Linked DNA regions of Homo sapiens: region 2 is linked to region 1. A link is a loop called in an ENCODE intact Hi-C map of the cell type or tissue named here. Cell type or tissue: heart left ventricle. All regions are shown on one strand. Each heading gives the region's core, and the rest is flanking DNA. Links, peaks and the distances in the headings are about the cores only. Region 1 overlaps DIS3L2 (DIS3 like 3'-5' exoribonuclease 2). Region 2 overlaps DIS3L2 (DIS3 like 3'-5' exoribonuclease 2).

Region 1 (8,771 bases), core at 258-8,257:
CAACAAAAAGGGAGTCAGGTCTTTGAAGCCTCAAGCACATTTGCTGGATTTAAAGAAATAATATTTAAAAAGTCACATATTAATCATGTAATTTTCAAAATAAAAAATGAAGATAATCATATTTAGATGGAAACATCATGCTTTTTCTCTACCTTCTTAATATAAGGATATAAAAATTGTCATTTATGGAAATATGCCTTTTAAAATCTTTGTGAAGAAGAGAAAATTTATTTTAAGAAATAAAACATGGTAGGTTTTCCTGATGAATTTCTCAAATGACGTCTGTTGTATGAGGGGTGAGGGCTGCAGCTGTTGAGTATGTTGGTGGTCGCCTTGCCATTTTGTTCTGGTTATCCGTTACTGATCTTTAAGAACTGAGGTCACTTTTTCTTAATCAGAACATGCTGTGCTATGACTGCCTAGGTTTCCTCCCTTATCTTTGCCAGGCTTTGACCAGGAGTGTGACGGTAATACCTGCTGTGGGTGCGAAAGTGTTATGGTTAGCTTCCACATAAACTATCCCTAAAAATCAAGTTTAGCTAAGGTGGCTTCCTTCTCAATTTGTTCCCAACTCCTATACCTCTCTCCTTAAAAGTATCGGACTTCCTTTGCCTATGTAATTGCTTCTAATTATTCAAGTTCAAAGTCATTTTCCTCTTCTGTAGTTACATTTAGTTCACCAGGCTGGTTTTGATCCAACTATGTGTAAAGCACTATGCTATATTATCTGAGAAATACAATGGTAAACAAGTTATGGATTCGTTACTTAAGGAACTTATAGTCTAATGCAAAAGGATTTTTGCATGTATATATCATAGCGATAATTTGATTCTAAGAAGTGTAATCCCACTTGAACTAATTTAAATAAAAGTAGAGATTAATATAAGAAGCTGGTGATTCTTTTAAAAACCAGAGCAGGAAATGGAGGAAGTCTCATGAGAAAATCAGAACTAACAAGGCAACAAAGGAACCACAGCTTCTCTTTCACCCCTGTGACTAGCCCAGCCACCACACAGTATCTTTTCTTTACCCCTTTTTGCACATGAGCTGTGTTATTCTGCTTCTCTCTGCACAGTAGTCTTCTACCTGCACAACAGCACACGTGGCCCCAAAATGGCACTGCCAGTCCTATGGCAGTTACATACTAAAGTCTAGATCATAATACAGAATTTCTATGGTGGAAAATCTTACTGGTCTAGCTTGAGGCAGGTGTTTTCCCTCGTCAGTAGTTTCAAGCAGAGGTGGGGGTCCAGAGTCCCATCCATGACTCACACCCAATTTGCAGCGCTGTGGGACTCCTGGGAAAGAGCGTGGATAAAACAGATGGCTTGAATGGCTTATCTCTTTGAGTTCTACCTACAGTACAAAACAGAATGTTCTAAGTTCTTCCATAGAATAGAATAATTTGGGGGAATTTAGAGGAGGTAGGTAAAGGGGGAAATCCAGGATCATTTCTTATAGGACAGAGGCCTCTTTGCTAAAAGATCACTCTGACTGAGAGTAAAGAATAGATGAGAAGGGACATGCCTAGTAGCAGGAGGTCATAATACACAATTGCAGTAAGACAGATGAGGTGGGAGAACCTGAAATAAAGGGTTGCAATGGAGGAAACAAAAGAAATGAAAAGATTCAGGGGAGATTAAGAAGGTAAATTCTCCCAGATGCGATGACTAATTAGAAATAGGGCATGAGGGAGAAGGATGGAATCTTGGATGAACTTTCAGGGCTCTGACTAGGGGGAGTGGGTGGATGCTGATGGCATTTAACCACAATTTACTGGGAGCCATCTCAGTTCCTTCTGTGGTCTTCACTATCGAAAATCAAACTTGCCATTTCCCAAGCTGAGTGTGTATGTTCATAGTTCCAAACTTTTGCACATTACACTTCCTTTCCTAACAGTGGCTTTCTCCTTCCTCTAGTGTTTGCTTGGTGAAATACTCAACTTTTAAACTCATTTGTCCACTCAAAAAAAAATGTTCCTTGACTCACAGGCCTCCCTTCTGGTGCTCCCATAGCTTCTATTAGTACTATTATTATATTTCTCATCTGTTTGGTTTGCAATTGCTTGTTTGTTTTACTTGGCCATGAACTCCTTTAGGACAAGGACACTTGGTGAACATTTGCTAGCTGGTCAGATGAGTAGATGGAAATGGATTGATGACCCCAATGTCTTGAGCCAGGTTGACTAGGAAGATGTTGCACCATGAATCAAGCTAGAAAACACACAAGGAGTAATTTGGAACAGAAAATGATGAGAACTAAGGTTCTATGACTTCAAAGTCCATGCTTGACAATGGCATACAACAAGTATAAAAACTCAGGTGGAGAACGCCAAATTGAGAAGGCACAGATATTTAACAGAAGGATTGAATAGAATGCACACATTAATAGAATATATGATGTTAGTAGCTTTGGAAGGATCCTTAGGTAGGACATGGAGCTTGGCCTCCCCTTTGCTGTAAGCATTGCTTCTCTGACACCCTAGTGCTGCCTTGGGGCCACCATTTAGGGGCAGCTCAAAGAGTATTACAACATTGGAGACTTCCAGTTGTTATAAAGTTATTTTCTATCTTGTTCTTAGAATTGTCATGAGAGATCTCAGTTGAACCTTGTTCACCTCTCTATACATCACATCGCCCACATTTTTATGAATCTTGTTCTGTAATGCTATCAAAACCCAAGTGAACCCTTGCTAGCTTTTAGGGATCACTGTTTTTTGTTATACATTACAACATATTTAGTACCTTTAATATTTAGTACTACACTCTAGTCCAGGATAATTAAAAAGCCACATTGGTTTCTTCGCTGGAATGATCTGCAATTACATAATCAGATTTACAGTTTTAAGAGCTTCCCAACCTCTTAAATCATCTTTCCCTTTAGAAACTCTTGCAGTGGAATTCATGCCTATATTTTCTCAGCCCTTTGGGAAATCTGGTATCCTCAGTCTAGAGTTTACAGTTCCAGCTTCTCTTTCCGGGATGTCTTGAGCGTAGAGATAGCATGGTCACTTTCTCCCAGATTTGTCATGGTTTCTTCTTGACTATTTAAGGGTAAGTCTTGAATAAAATGGAAACGTTTTACAGCAGCTACCGTGAGGAACTTAATAGTGTTTCTTGGCAACACTGAAGGCTAGCTGAAGATATGTGACATGAATCGACCTAGAGCAAATTGACACATTTATATTATTTTATCAAGCAAAGTCTGGTGGTTTTGAGGGGTGGAGGAGGAGGAGGAAAAATGAATAGGTCATTACAGGCTGAGAAGTTCTTGGTTGAACATGGGATTGCCTAGGCTTAATGGGAGGCTGTGGAAATGAGAAACAGAGAATGGGTCACAGTGCTGCTGGCTTTAATGAGTGTGAAGGACAGCAGGTTCCATTGGAGCAGATGACGGAGTGAGGTGAAAGCAGAGGAAGGGAAATTCTGACCTTAGAGGACTGTGGTAGAGATGGGAAGTAGGGGGTGGAGGTCTGTTCTGGTATCACCTTTGTCTCCTAGCTTTTCACCTTGTGGTGGTTGTTAGCCAGTCAGCAATATTTATTGACCCATGGAAGCAAATACTTTTACATTCCATTCAGTTTTGATAGATACTCAGTTTCTTACAGGGTAGATAGGAATTGAAGAGGTGGTCATTAAATTACATTAAATACATTGAATTGTAATTAGTAGGAAAATTAAACCATGACTAGATTGATAGAAAAAACAAACAGAAGAAATTAGTTTGTTTCATTGAAGCATAGGCTCCAAGATTAGCAAACTGAAAAATAACTGTATCCAATCTTTCCCTTTGCAAAAGGAATATTTCACCTTTTTGAGAGCATGTTCTTTAAAGATAGCTCTGAGGGAGAAACCAAGTTATATAATGCTATGGACTCGCATTACCAGATCTATAGAGTTTGTATGTTCTTTTCAAGGGGTATGGACCTGGCCGGCTAGGAGGCAAAAAGCAAATCAGGCTGAGGAGGGGGCTCTTTTTTTGTGACTGTTGGGCTCCACCTGGTGGCCTGTAAGGATCAGCTTTGGAAAAAGCTGTGTCTTCAACACTGAGAAAATCCTGGTCAAGGCAGAGCAAAAGTTAAAGGAATGGAGGAGAATGATCCTGATCCAGGCTTAGGTTACCAAATTGTTCCTTTCCTTGATGAGCACTGCATGCAGTTTTGGCACTTCTTCCAAAGTCGCCATCTTCAACTGCAATTTCTAGTGCACCTTCTTGAAAATATTATGATGTTAGAGGACCTTAGATAACCATCAACCTCCTCTTATACTCATTAAATCCTTTCAGCTTCCTCTTTGCTTTCTTCATATCAACACCAATTCACTCTTAAATTTCAAGACCTTTTCTTAAATAACTCAGTATTGTTGACTCTTACTTCTTTTCTCCATGCTTTTATCTATTTTCACTGATAAAAACACCGTTCCTGAAGTCCCTATTCCTTAAGTGCTACTTTCTGCTGTGTCATAGTACTGAGCCATAAGAAGCGAAAATAACTCGTTCCCTCTCCTGATTATAGAAAATAATACATAAAATATACAGCCAAAGACAAGTGTATTTGCCACACTTCGTTTTTACTTTGTATTGTTGGAAGTTTGGGCCCTCGGTATAGTTGATGTTTGATTGTTCCCCACTTGTACATTCTCAGGGCTGTGATGCCATTATATCTGTTTGCATGGAGTTTCCAACATTGGACCAACATGTATGAGAGCATGTATTTAAGAGTAGTAATACGATAGTGGTAATCACTGCAAGAGTGCATGACTGTCTTCTAAATATCGTCTAGTTGTAAGACTAGGAGTTTATAAGAATATTTAGTAGAGGAAAGATGATGAATGGCTGAGAACACTAATCTTGACTATTTAATGTTCCTGTTTTCTTTAAGGCAAAGAGGCCAATTTGAAGGACTTTCTTGTTATATTTTTTTCTGTCTGTAGCTGGTCCCTTTCCTCAGTACGTTTTTAATAGGCATATCACCCAGGATAGTAGATCTGATGCTTATTTATATAGAATGTTTATATGTTTCCCAAGGCCCCCACCTATCATATGTAGGAAGTTGGGAATATTGTTGCAGTGCCATTCAGATTAATTTTACAGTAGGACTCAGTTGGAATGTCATTCTTTGTGAATGGCAGCAGTATTCATGGAGGAGCTCTAGTGAAGAAAAATTGAAGTGGTGATCATTATAAATAACTCTATGGAGGAAAACTTTCTCTCTTACAACTATTATTGAAATATCAAATTAACAAACATTTCTAAATTTTATTTTTTCCAAATACATACATATTGAATATTTACTGTTAAATTTATTCAAATGTGTACTATTGAAAATGAAAATTTCCCAGAGTTTCACCCCCGGAAACGATCACTATTAAGGTTTTGGTATACATTTGACTAAAATATTGTTTTAAAAATATTTATCAACTTTAATTACAAAGCATATTTCACAGGAAAAAGAATATATGTAACACTTCTATAATTTTTGAAACCTAATACTAAAACCAACCCATGAACTCATGAACCAGATTAAGAAGTATAACATCACCAATACTGTTCAAGTTCCCTGTCTGTTCTCCTGTATCCTAAACCATAATTTTTTCCCCAGAGGTAACCACCATCTCAAATATACTAATGAAAATGTATTTAAAAAAAAATTTACCCATATTTATAACCCTAAATGTTATTTTGTTTTGCTTGTTTTTGAACCTTTACAAAATACCGTGTTATATATATTCTTCTATCATTTGCCTTTTTTCATTTAACATGTTTCTAAAATATACTCACATATTTCACTCATTTTAGTCGATAATATTTCCATTTTCTGAAATATACCATAATTTAGCAATGTACATTTGGGTTGAACAGAGGATTTTGCTCCTGAAAACGTTCCAGTGCTCATTAACTAAAGTTTTTCTAGACTCTACTTAAAAAGGAAATTACTGAATCATACATAGGTACATGTTTAACTTTACAACTTTCTAGCCAAACCATTCCCAAAGTGATTGTACCCATTTTTAGTCCTGCCAGCAGTGTGTATGCAGTTCCATTGCTCCACATTCTTATTTACACTTGTTAGACTCATTTTTGCCAGCCAGGTGGGTAAAAATAGTGATAATCGTTGGGTGATTTTTGTTATTTTTTTCCTAATTACTGATGAGGTTGAACATCTTTCCATATACTCATGGTCATGTTTCCTCTTCTAGACAGTGTTTTCATGTTTTTACCCATTTTTTTAACAGTTAATTTTTTATTTAGATAATTTTGATTACAGAAATTGCAAAAATGGAACAGAGAGTTCCTGTATATCTTTTAACCTATCTTCTCCTTATGTTTACATCTTACATGACCATGGAATACTTATCAGAAGTAAGCAGTTAATCTTGGTATGATACCAAGTATAGGTCTTACTCAGATTTTATCACTATTTCCACTAACATTCTCTTTCAGTTGCAGAATCTGGGTCCAGAATCCCGTAATACAGTTAGCTGTGTCTCTGTAGTCTCTCCAATTTGTGACATTTCTTACTCTTTACTTGTCCTTCACGAACTTTACACTTTTAAAGAGTACTGGCCAGTGATTTTGTAAAACGTTTCTCAGTTTGTGTTTGTCTAATGTTCTCTCATGATTAGATCAAGATTAGACATTATTGGGAAAGATACCACAGAGGTGATGTGCATCTTATCGGGGGCACATAATGTCAGTAAGTAATACTGGTGATGTTCACCTTGATCACCTGGTTAAGGAGGCATCTGCCATGATTCCTAACTTACTACTTTTTTCCCTTGTAATTATTATACTGTATTTTTGGAAAGATTTTTTGAGTCTGTGTAATATTCTGTTTCTGCTTAATTTCACCCATTCATTTTAGCATACATTGGTGCTTTTACCCATTTTTAATTGGGCTGTTTGTCATTTGATTTTTTTGGAGTTAAAAATACATATTCCAGAAAGTAATCTTTTTAGCAGTCACTGATATGGAAATTATCTTCTCTCCAGTTTGTGAGTTGTCTTTTCCTGTTATTAATGGTATCTTCTGAAGAATAGATGTTTGAAGTTGTCTTTTTTGTTTGCTGCCAGCATGTAGAATTACAGTTAATTTTTATACATTATCCTATATCCAGCCATCTTGCCATATCCCCTTATTCATTTCAGTACTTGAGATGTAATTTCCTTTGGCTCTTCTATGTAGATAATCACATCATTGGTAAGTAATGAGAGTTTTATTTCTTCCATTCTAATCTGTATGACTTTTATTTCTTTTTCTTATCTTGAATTGGCAACTCACAATTGGAGAGGAGGTATTTCCCACACAGTAACTGATAAAAGTTCAGTTTTGAATAAAAGCAATAGTAGCAGGCATTTTTTTTAATTCCTGATTTTTTGATGTGTTAATAAGTTTGCTAATGTGGCAGCTAATTATGGTAGGACTGGATAATTTACTGAAGTACTTATCTTTGAGTTTTATTTGTTTTTGCCATCCTCTGTTTTCTTAGCTTTCCTTTGGCATTTCAAGGAAGAATAGTATGCCTCTCTAATAGGTACAAAGCATTAATTTGTTTATTTACATATTCAGTCACCAACATGTGTTGGACACCAAAGGCATACAAGTCTCAGTGGTACACAGAAATAAAGAAATGTTTATTCTTTTTATGGATGATCCCCCCCATCTATTGATAAGGAAGAGGCATACCTAAAGCACCATGACACAGCTAGAAAGTGGCACATGCAAGAAAGAGGATATAACCAAAGGATAGGGACAGTACTGATGAGGCAGATCCACTCTAGGAGACAGGGATGGCTTCCTGGCCTTGCTGCTATATTCCATGAAGATGAAATGATCTGGGTATATGCTTTGTGGGCCTAGTTCAACATGGAAGTTATAAAGGGAGCACCTTTAGGATAGAATTATGTTGCCTAAGGAAGGGCCATTTATGGTATTCTTATGCTCTAGAACCCAGCAGTTCCATGTCAGTGTGTAGTGAATACCTCTACAAGATCTATGATGCCAACAGTACTAAGATTTTATTTTTGGTAGTAAGAGCTTTACATTTTCTGTTGCAGAGTGAATGGAGGGAAAGGGAAGTTTGCTTCTCATGGATGATCTTTTTAAATAGTTTGTAGTAGGATGCTTTTAGCAGCAAATTATAAAAATGCCTGACTCAGAGTGACTTAATAAGAGAAAATATTATCTCATATAGTGGGAATTCAAAGGTTGTGCAGCTGCAGACCCAGTAAAGTCAGTGACTGGATGATGTTATCAGGTTGCCTTTTGCTGTCCTCAGCAATCCAGTGGTGGTTTCTCTATGGTTGTGAAGATGGCTGCCAGTATGATTAGGCTACCTGCTTTCTTGATGACATGTGACACAAAAAGGGAGACCCTGTCTGCCAACAATGCTATTGACTACAGTCACCAGGGGAGGCCATACACTGAATTTATTAGAATAATTAGTATCTGTCACTGGAGCTGAAGGTGAGATGTGTTTCCTGTATGAAAACTAGATTTTTGTGAGGAAGGAGGAAGACAGAAGTGAATGTTGGGTAGCAAACCAATATTGGGCACTCTAGTTTTTGTTATAATTATTTTTTGTATAATTTTTAAATTAAAAAACCTCCAACTTTGTGATATTAAAGGAAGCTTAGAAAATAGATTAAAAAGTCACTCAGAATCCTCTCTCAAATAATTAACACCATTTGTCCCTTTCAGCATTTTCATAAATGTTTTTACTTAGTTAAATCATACTCTACATACATCTTCAAAATTCTTTTTGTGAAATACA
Region 2 (8,771 bases), core at 447-8,446, 180 kb after region 1:
AAAATAAGTCTTGTTTGGCACTCAACGTTTTCTGTGGAGCAAACAAGCAAGTCATGTCTCTGAAATACCTCATTTGTTCCCCCAAACATTTCACCAGCTCCTCCATGTGCTGCTCAGCTCTGGGATACATAGATGGGCACGGCTAGGTGTTCCCCTCCCTTCCCCACCCAACAGCCTATGGTCTGCAGAGGAAAACTAGCCTCCAGAGAAGGACAGTCTGGATTCACTGTTGAGATGTGGTTTAGAATCAGCCCACAGGACCATGGAGCCAGGGAGGGAGATGTGTGAACTGAACCTGTACAGCCCCACGAGTTGCTGAGTGGAGAAGGTGGGCTTGGGTGCGGGGAGCAGAGGGGGCAGAGTGGAAATCCAGGGTGGCCTAAGAGTCTGGGTGCCTGTCACCCATGAGGAGGCCCCAAAGAGTCCCTTGGGAACAGAGGCACTGATCTCCTTGTGGCCAGTAAGTGAGCAGGGCTGAGGCAAGGAACAGGCCAGCAAAAGCCTGCGGGGGGCCAGGGAGTGTGACAACCAAGGACCCCCAGAGCACTAGCAGCTAAGGACCTCATGCCACACTCAGACCTGGGCGAGGGACTGACCTGGAGACCTCCTGAGCTTTCTCTGACTGTATGGAGCTCACCAGGGAAAACATGGGGGATGCCTGGATGCATTGCCCAGCTCCGAGCTCAGCACAAAAACTCCCTCTTGGAACAGTCTAGAAAGAGGCTCACCTGAGGCCCAGCTGTCACCCAGGGGCCATGATGTCATGTGGGCCAAGGCATCTGAGGGGCAGGGGCCTTCCGCATCCCACTGCTGCCGTGGCCCGTGGCCCACTCTGCCCTGCCCTCCTGACCCGGAGGCCCAGTGCGTCTCTGTGGGGGGTGGGAGGAGCGTCAGCAAAGGAGAGGCTGCACAGGGCGCCTTCGGCAGTGACGCGAAACCAAGAGCAGGAAAAGCAACCCTGCTCAGCCCTGGGCGACTCAGACAGGAAAGGGCCTGAGCCTGAGGCAACCAGGAGGGGGCAGCCTTATCAGGGAGGCCGTGGCGCGGGCCTGAGTGCTGCTTCTGCCCTCATCCAACTGCAGCGGGACAGAGGCAAACAAGAGGCCCCCCCTTTGTTTCCAGGGGGGCCTGGAAACAAGGCTTCCAAGGTGGCAACAGTGTCCCAGCCCAGCCAGGCGGTGGCTGCAGGGGGCCATGTGTGTGCGCCTGTGCCTGTGACCAGCCTCAGGGCCTAGGGGCAGGGAGCAGGCCAGGGGAAAGGCTCTGTCCCTGGGGCTTGGCCGGGCAGGTGGAAAGCCAGGTTCAGATGGGTGACCCTGGGCTCTGCAGCTGCTGTGGTCTGGCAGAGGGGAGGAGGCGCCCTTAGCAGTCAGGGGCAGGATGATGGTAGTGACGTAGCTGACTACGGGGGTGCCTGACCCCTGGGCAGCAATGTGCTCTCAGGGTGGGCTCTGTATTGAGTTCCCACTGTCAGCACAGCCTTTGGCTGCTGCCTCCTCCTCAGAGGGTTCAGAGCAAATGATGCAGGGTCACCTGAGGACAAAGCATGGATGGGGTGTCAGGGACCCTGGGTCTGGGAGCTTGGGCAAGCCCTTCGAGCTCACTGAGCTCCCTGTGCTCCTGCCAGGCATGAGAACTCTGACTTCTGAGACTCAGATGGACCGAGAGTGGCAAAGTGCCTGGCAGTCTCCACATCCAGCCCTGCCACACTGTGGCATGGGACCTCTGTGGTCACTTCTGTGGCCTCCCAGAGACACCATCTCCCTCTGTCACCTTAGGACCACAGTCCCCTCCCCATGCACTGGGTGTGGGGGACCAGTGAGGAGTGGATGAGGAAGTGCAGAGACCACTCTACGCTTGTTTCCCTGCAGACTTTAGTGGCTGTGTGGCTGGGGTGGTGGCCCTGCTGAAGGGGATCTGACCTGGCAGCCGTTTGGGCAGGAGCAGTTTTCAGATGTGAGCACACGTTCAAACTTGCAGCAGCAAAGCTGCTCAAGGTCCCAGGAAGCCCAGGCTTCTCTCTCGTTTTTGTGGCTGCCTTGGTAACGTGTGGGTGTAAGAGCGTGTGTATGTGCAGGAGAGAGACGGAGAGAAAGAAAGACCTGTGCATTCCAGAACACCCTTCTTCCTTGAACATCCGATTACCCAGAGCCTAATTTTAAAACCGAAGTCGATGCCTTCTTAAGTCTGCGATGGCCCAGCTGGCCTCCTTAAGTCTGTGATGGCCCAGTTCTGTTCTTGCTCCAAGTCTACGAAGCCAGCTTCCCCTGCTGGGGCTTGAAAGGGACCCCTGGCCAGGAGCAAGCAGGGCAGCAAGCAAAGCTGTTGGGGGCACTGTGGGGACTCCCCCAGGTGGCCAGGCTTCTGTGTGCCCGTGCCACCCCTCCTCAGGACCTTGTTTCCAGTTCCGGTTGGGCAGGGGCTGGCACTGGAGAGAGGCTTATGTGTCAACACCATAAAGCAGCCAGCAAGCCCTAATGACCACGCTCTGCAAGACCACACAGCACAGACTGGCACCTGGTTCTGCTTGGGGGCAGGGCCGCTGCCAGCCTGCAGGCCGCCCCTACCTCTGGGAGCAGAGCCCGAACTTGGGGAGCGAATGAGGCTTCTGGGCTGGCTTTATGCTGACAAGGGCCTTCTGCACTGTCAGCCCGGCCCCAGCTCCCAGCAAGTCTCCTTTCGCTCCCCATTACGGCCACTGGGGCTCCCTTTGGCAAGGCCTGAGGGCCCAAATGTGGCCATCTAGCCTCTGGGGACTTCCTTCCTTTGGAGCTAGAAAAACAGGTGCAGAATGTGTCTGGCTACAGCAGGGGCCCGCCCACTCACCTATAGAAAGGCCCTGCCATGGACTGAGCCTCCCAGCCTAGGAAACCTGGCTCTGGCCTCCCCTGCAGGCATATGATGTTTGGCTCCAGAGGCCTTCTCCTCTGGGCTTTTCCATGCCTGTGAACTGGGCCCCATTCATTTCTCTGTGGTTTCATGGGAACGTCCAATGCATTCAGGAGGTTGCAGTGCGCGCAGGAGGAGAGGGGTCAGCGAGAGGCCCGAGCTGTGACTGGTGGGCCACCCAGAGGCCACGGCACCCTCTGCTGGAGACTGGCAGCAGGGTGCATGGCCAGCTGTGGGTGGGGGTCCATCAGTCAAGCAGCTGCACTTTCTCCCCATCCCCCTCCCCGACCCAGGCAAGGTGCTCTGCCTGCGGCTCCCTTTCTCCAGGCCTCCACTTTCCAGCTCCCAGGCACCCAGCCCCACCCGGCCTGGCCTGGAACAGAGCTGCCACCAAGATCTCTTCCACTTTCCCTCCCCAGCAGCCTGCAATTCAGTGCTCCGTAGACCCCTGCCTCCCAGGGCTCTGCGGTTTCCACCACACTACACTCAATTTCCAGCTGCTAAGAACACAGCAGGTTCTACGTAAAGGTGGCCATCACCTGCACCCCATGGGTTGCCCAGCCATGGAGAAGAGGCCATGGTTGGGTACACAGCTTCTGAGACAGGCCCAGCAGCTGCCTTCATGGCCTCGGCAGAGCCCAGGGCTCTGGAGCTTACAGGCAGCGTGTGCCCAAGTGTGGAAAATTTGGTCTGCAGAAGAAATGAGGCTGAAATTGGCTGGGAGCAATTCTTATCAAAGCCACGTTAGCAGTTTTCAGCAAGAGCTAATTGAACAAGCTCTGTGAGTGGCCTCATTCCATTAGCAGGAGCCTCCCACAGAGCGTGACAAGGGCCCTGGTGGCTGAGGGCAGAAGAGGCTGTTTCTGTCCCACATTTGCCTTTGGCCTTTGAAAATGGACTAATTTTCAGCTTTGGGCACTGGTCCTGCCCCTCTGCCCCGGCTCCCGCTCATTTCCAAGGCCACTCTCTGAGTGTCCTGTGTGAGGAAGGGGTGAGGTGAGTTTGTCAGCACTTTATCAGGTGCATGGATCTGAAATGGGACACCTCTGGCCTCCTTGCCAGAGGGTGGCTTTGTGGTGAGGGTAGGGGAGGCAGAAGAAACTTCTAGAAATGTTGCTTTTACTGTGTTTTTTGCCCAAGTCCTAGAGTTGGGGCACCCAGGCCAGTCACATCATAAGATGTGTAATAATAATGTCTTATTTATTCGAGGCCAGGAACTTGAACATTGCTTCCCTGTTTTACAGGGAAACAAATTGAGATTACATGAGCTTAAGAAGCAAGTGAGTGGTAGGGCTGGCATTCCATGCAAGCCACTGAGGAGAAGCCCCTTGTCTCCATGGCAGGGCCAGGAGAGGGGAGGGACACCCCCCAACCCCTACCACCTGCCAGACAGGACCTTCCTGGCCACAGATGCCCTGGATCCCTGACTATCAAAACCCAGCCCCAGCCTTTCAGCTGAGCAGAGAAATACTCAGATCCAGTTCCTCGATGGTCAGGGAAGGCAGGCTTCCTCTGAAGAGCAGATCGCTTTACCCCTTTCTCATCTCATCACCTCTGAGCCCTGCCAGGGTGAGAGCAGCCTTTCCCAGCATCGTCCTTTAAGATGCGACAGAAACAGGTCCCACCTGAGCCAGCAGGAATGCGGCACCCAGTGGCTGGCTCTGCAGTCTTGATGCTCGCCGGCACCTTCAGGGTGAAGGACGCCCTGTCGTAAACGCATGAAGAGCCCTGCGTTTCATATATTGATGTTGTTGCTTTTTCTTTAGAGGAACGTTTGTGCACTGTGGGAACCTCTGTCTCTACCAGTGTCACCCTTGCTGTGGGGAGTGTGTACCGTGTGCGGGGGGCTGGTGGCCTTTCTCTGCTGTCTGCCACAGTTTGTGAGGGGCTCGCTGAGCCTCATACCTGAGCCTCCCCCTCCCCACCCCCTCCTGCCCCAGGGAGGCCCAGAACCAGGGAGGAGAGGTGCTGGGAGTGAGTGCCGAGGAGCTGGGGTCCTGGCCCTGCAGCCACTGTCACAGCACAGCCCCACCCCAGACCTCCAGAGTGGTGGGGCCCTGGTGGTGCAGGTTCCAGACGCTTGGCTGATGCCAGGCCTGGATCCAAGGCCCCCGTCTCCGAGGCCTTAGCTTGCTGTTCTGGAAGGTGATGCTGGCTGGCAGCCATTCCCAGCCCCTCGGAAAGCAGTTGTCAGGCAGTCCCTGAGCTCCAGCGCCCCATCCCCCGCAGGGCCCAGTGATCTCACGCCTGTGCCCCTGGTGCTGGGAGGAGTGGGGTGACACTAGGGCCAGTGCCCACATCAGAGGAGGAAGGTATGAGGCCAGGGCAGGGGGCAGGGCGCCCTCCCGTCCAGCAGCCCCAGTGCCCACTCTGCGCCCTTCGGGGCTCCCGTGGCCCAGAGTGTGGAGCGGCTCAACCTGACCACCCAGGATAGCTTGGGGGCGTTTCGGAGGTTTGGCTGCCTAGGCTGTGCACCTAGCACAGCTCCCCAGGAGAGGGAGGGAGGAGGTCAGGGGAGAGGGCCCTGCTGACCGGGTCATCTCTGGCCCTGGGTTCCCATAGGAGCGCCTAGGCTCTAAGCTGGAGCCTCCCCATCCCAGGACCTTGGGGAGAAAGAGGCTGGGCGCCACCTGCTGGCCCACCAGGGAATTGACAGGGTGGGGGACTGTGGAGCCTGTGCTGGCCGCAGATGAGAGCCCTGACTCCCACCTTCCCTACCCCACCCACCCTGCACCGTCCAGCTCAGTTCTCTGACCCGTGGTGCCAGGTCCCATTTGCAATGGCGAATACTGAACTCGGTGCAACTCTGGCTGCTGGCAGCTGGGCTTGGCCTGCACCTTTCTGTCCCCAAACTCCACTGGGGACCCACCTTCCAGCCACCCCAGGGTGCCACCGCCAGAGCCAGGGGTCAGCCCCACCTTCATTCACTCCTACTCATAGCCTACCTGTTCACTCTGCCCCCATCTGCTACTTGCAGCATCAGAAGGACATGAGGGCACCAAACAGCCCCTGCAGCTGTCCTCAAACATCATGGCCAAGGCTGCACCTGGGAAGTGGACTTTCTGTGGTGCTAGCTCCCTCCTCAGTGCCCTTGACCTTTGTCTGGGTCCCTGCTTAATGTGGCCTAACTAGTTGGGCCAGAGCTCCACAGGTGCTGTCCTGACTCCCAGCCCCAGGAGGGAGGGAGAGGCTGAGACGGCAAGGGAAGCAGAGACTCAGCCACACCAAGGGCCCTGGCAAGGTGGGCCTCTCCTCCATAGCCTCACCAGGCTTCACGTTCAAGGTCACCAAGAGTGCACTTGTTCACTGTCGAGGGCAGAGGTGACTCCTGGGACTGTGCTGGGGGTCCAGGGAGAGCAGGTAGCGGAGTTGCCAGGGAAGCAGCTTGCCTGAGGTCTGTGGTCTTGGCAGGGGCTTCCACAGCGGCCCCACCCTCTCCCTGTCCCCTCCCTCCTGTCCTTGTCCTCGTGTTTACTGAAAACCATGAGAAGGGATGTGGAGAGCGCCTGCAGGAACTGAGAGCAGGAGCCTGGCTCAGCCCTGAGAGGCCCCCAGATATTCAATTCCTAAACCCATAGAGGGTGGGGCATGGGCACAGAGGAGTAACCAGGGGCCACCTCACACAGCCCTGCTCTTTCACCCTGCCCGCCTGGTGGCCTCCTTAGCCTGCAGCCTCAGTGCTGCCCGCTATGGGGTCATGCTGCCTCCTGCTGGCCACACTGCAAAATGCAGCCCAGGGTCGGGCCTAAGGCTACACTTGTCCCTCTTCCGGCAAGCCTGCAGCTGGGCTGGAGGGGAAAGCAGGCACCACAGAATTGCCTGGATGCTCCTGCCCAGGAGGATTGTCCGACTGCATGGGGAGAAAAGTCCAGAACCGTGCCTGGCACATAGTAGTTTTTATGGAGTGAGAGGGCAAAAGTACGCATGATTGTGTGCATCTGAAGTATTTCCGTGCTGATGGCCTGACCAGTATCAGATTATTTTTCAAGCAGGAATTTTGATTCCTCTTGGGTTCACAATATCTTATTATGAAATCCGAATAAGAACAGTCTAATGGCACCAGACAGTGATACAGGTGAGCCTAGAACAGTCAGTGTTCATGTGGGGGACTGCAGCCTGCTTTTCAGGGAGGCTTCAAAAGAATTGAGGAACACAGATTGATGGCAGGGATGAAAATCACAGGGCATATTGAGGAGACCCCCAGCTGGCCATGTGGGGGGCAGGTGGGGCAACAGGAGAACAGTGCCTGCGTCCTGAGGGCTTTCAATGCATCAGGCAGAGGGCCTGCCAGTGCAGAACCTGTTTTCTCTGCGTCCATGACAGCCCTGAGCAGGTGCCATTGTGACCCCTGTCCTGCATTTGAGACAGAGGATGGGGAGGGCTCTGTGATTTGTTCAGAATCCCACGGCAAGAAAGTTGTGGAGCTGAGAGTCAAACCTGGGCTTGGGAGACTTGTAGTGGGTTAAGGGCTTGAACACAGGGTTTTTGGCAGGAAGTGGTGGGCACAAGCACAGATTAGGGCTGGGAGGTGGGGTGGCACATCACAGGCCGTTACTGCCACCCAGAGGGCAACATGGATGCTCCTCCTTTTACCTGCTGGGTGTCCTGTGTGGTAGAAGGGCAGGCTGAAGCTTGATCCTTGTGGTCACACATCCCAGCTGTCACCTGCCTTACTGTGTGCCATGAGCCAGCCCAAAAAAGTCCCCACTAGTCCCCAGGGGAGGCGCTAGGGGTGCTGGGCTGGCTTCCCTCCTCTCCAGGTGGTGCCTGCCCTCCTGGGGCATTTCCCAGCCCTTCTTCCTCTGCATCTCAGGCTCCCTGGGGAGGCAGATATGCTCTCAGGACATCCTGGCAGAGCACAGCCACACGTCTGCCCTGGCAGGCCCACCCTGGGTGGAGGAGGGGCTCTATATGCCAGGGCTCTCTCTCTCGGTGGCTGGCTTTCTTTCCACGAGCATGGCCAGATGACGAGGCTCACCCGCAGCACTACTCACACCTCCAGGAAGGGAAGTTGATGGCAGGGTTCTGGCTGCAGCCAGGCCTGCGGGAGCTTCCTCCCTGATCTCTCTCACTCAAGGGGAAAGCTCAGGGCTGGGCATGAAGGCTGGGGAAAGGCAGGGAAGGCAGAGTCCCCCCAGGCTGGTCAAGGCCCCGATAGCCCCATGTCTCCCTGAGGGGGCGGCTTTCCCCATGAAGAGGGTCCTGGTCACCAAGGCATGAGGACATGCCCAAGGCTGGCCCATCACAACAGGCTCCAGCTCTTGTGCACATGTGTGATCTTCTTGTCCCACCAAAGGCGGGAAAAAGAAGTGCGTGGCCTCCTGCCCCAGATTTGGTGGTAGGGTCAGTGGTGCTGACCTCAGTGCTGTGTGATACCAGCCCCCCAGCCTTTGCCTGGTTCATGTCCCACATCGCCTATCGGTCCCCGCTCCTTCAGTCTGGGACCTTGGCCTGCTCAGTCCTTCTGTGGGGAGCCACATCCATTCACAGTGACTGTTGAGTCTAATGACAGACACCCAAGTGCTGCAAAGCCAGAGCAGCAGCCCCTGAAAGGGTGACTCTGGGGTCTCACCCCATCCCCACTCCTGCCCTGTCCTCTGGTGAGGGCTTCCCTCCTGCTGCCTCAGACTGTCCTGTCTACCCTCAGAGACCCTGTTGGGAGGCTTCCCTCCAACAAGGCACCGTCCCCAGAGGAGAAGGGAGCCCAGCACTCCTGGGACTGTGGGGTCCTTGGTCCACTCACCACTGCCACATGCCTCAGGGAGCCCTCAGAGCAGGGGCTGAGCTGGGGCCCCAGGGTTCCCATGCCCTGGGCGAGCATGGTGCCCTCTTACAGCCTGGGCTGCCCGAGTGTTCCAGGCATCCTGTCATTCAGCAGAGAT

What was found. A loop is a pair of places that touch in the nucleus more often than their neighbours do. Peaks named below come from ENCODE experiments on the same cell type or tissue, not always from the same donor. Only the 100,000 strongest peaks of a DNase experiment are listed, where the experiment ranks them.
Region 2: a loop joins it to region 1, with 4 times the contacts of the local background. A loop is called at or near these places in 39 of 110 quality-filtered maps.

The regions. Positions count from the first base shown.
Region 1 is chr2:232,138,253-232,147,023 of GRCh38, forward strand. The region is part of intron 8 of DIS3L2 (DIS3 like 3'-5' exoribonuclease 2); the gene reads left to right. Among named protein-coding and RNA genes, the nearest start is that of MIR562, 30 kb to the right of the region's middle. In heart left ventricle, for the core only: CTCF peaks have their summits at 4,002 (motif pointing left) and 4,201; no DNase peak of the experiment used is centred there.
Region 2 is chr2:232,320,685-232,329,455 of GRCh38, forward strand. The region is part of intron 14 of DIS3L2 (DIS3 like 3'-5' exoribonuclease 2); the gene reads left to right. Among named protein-coding and RNA genes, the nearest start is that of ALPP, 54 kb to the right of the region's middle. RefSeq lists enhancers at 7,407-7,676, 7,747-7,796. In heart left ventricle, for the core only: CTCF peaks have their summits at 5,485 (motif pointing left), 5,698 and 6,617 (motif pointing left); DNase peaks (open chromatin) are centred at 5,117, 5,497 and 6,607.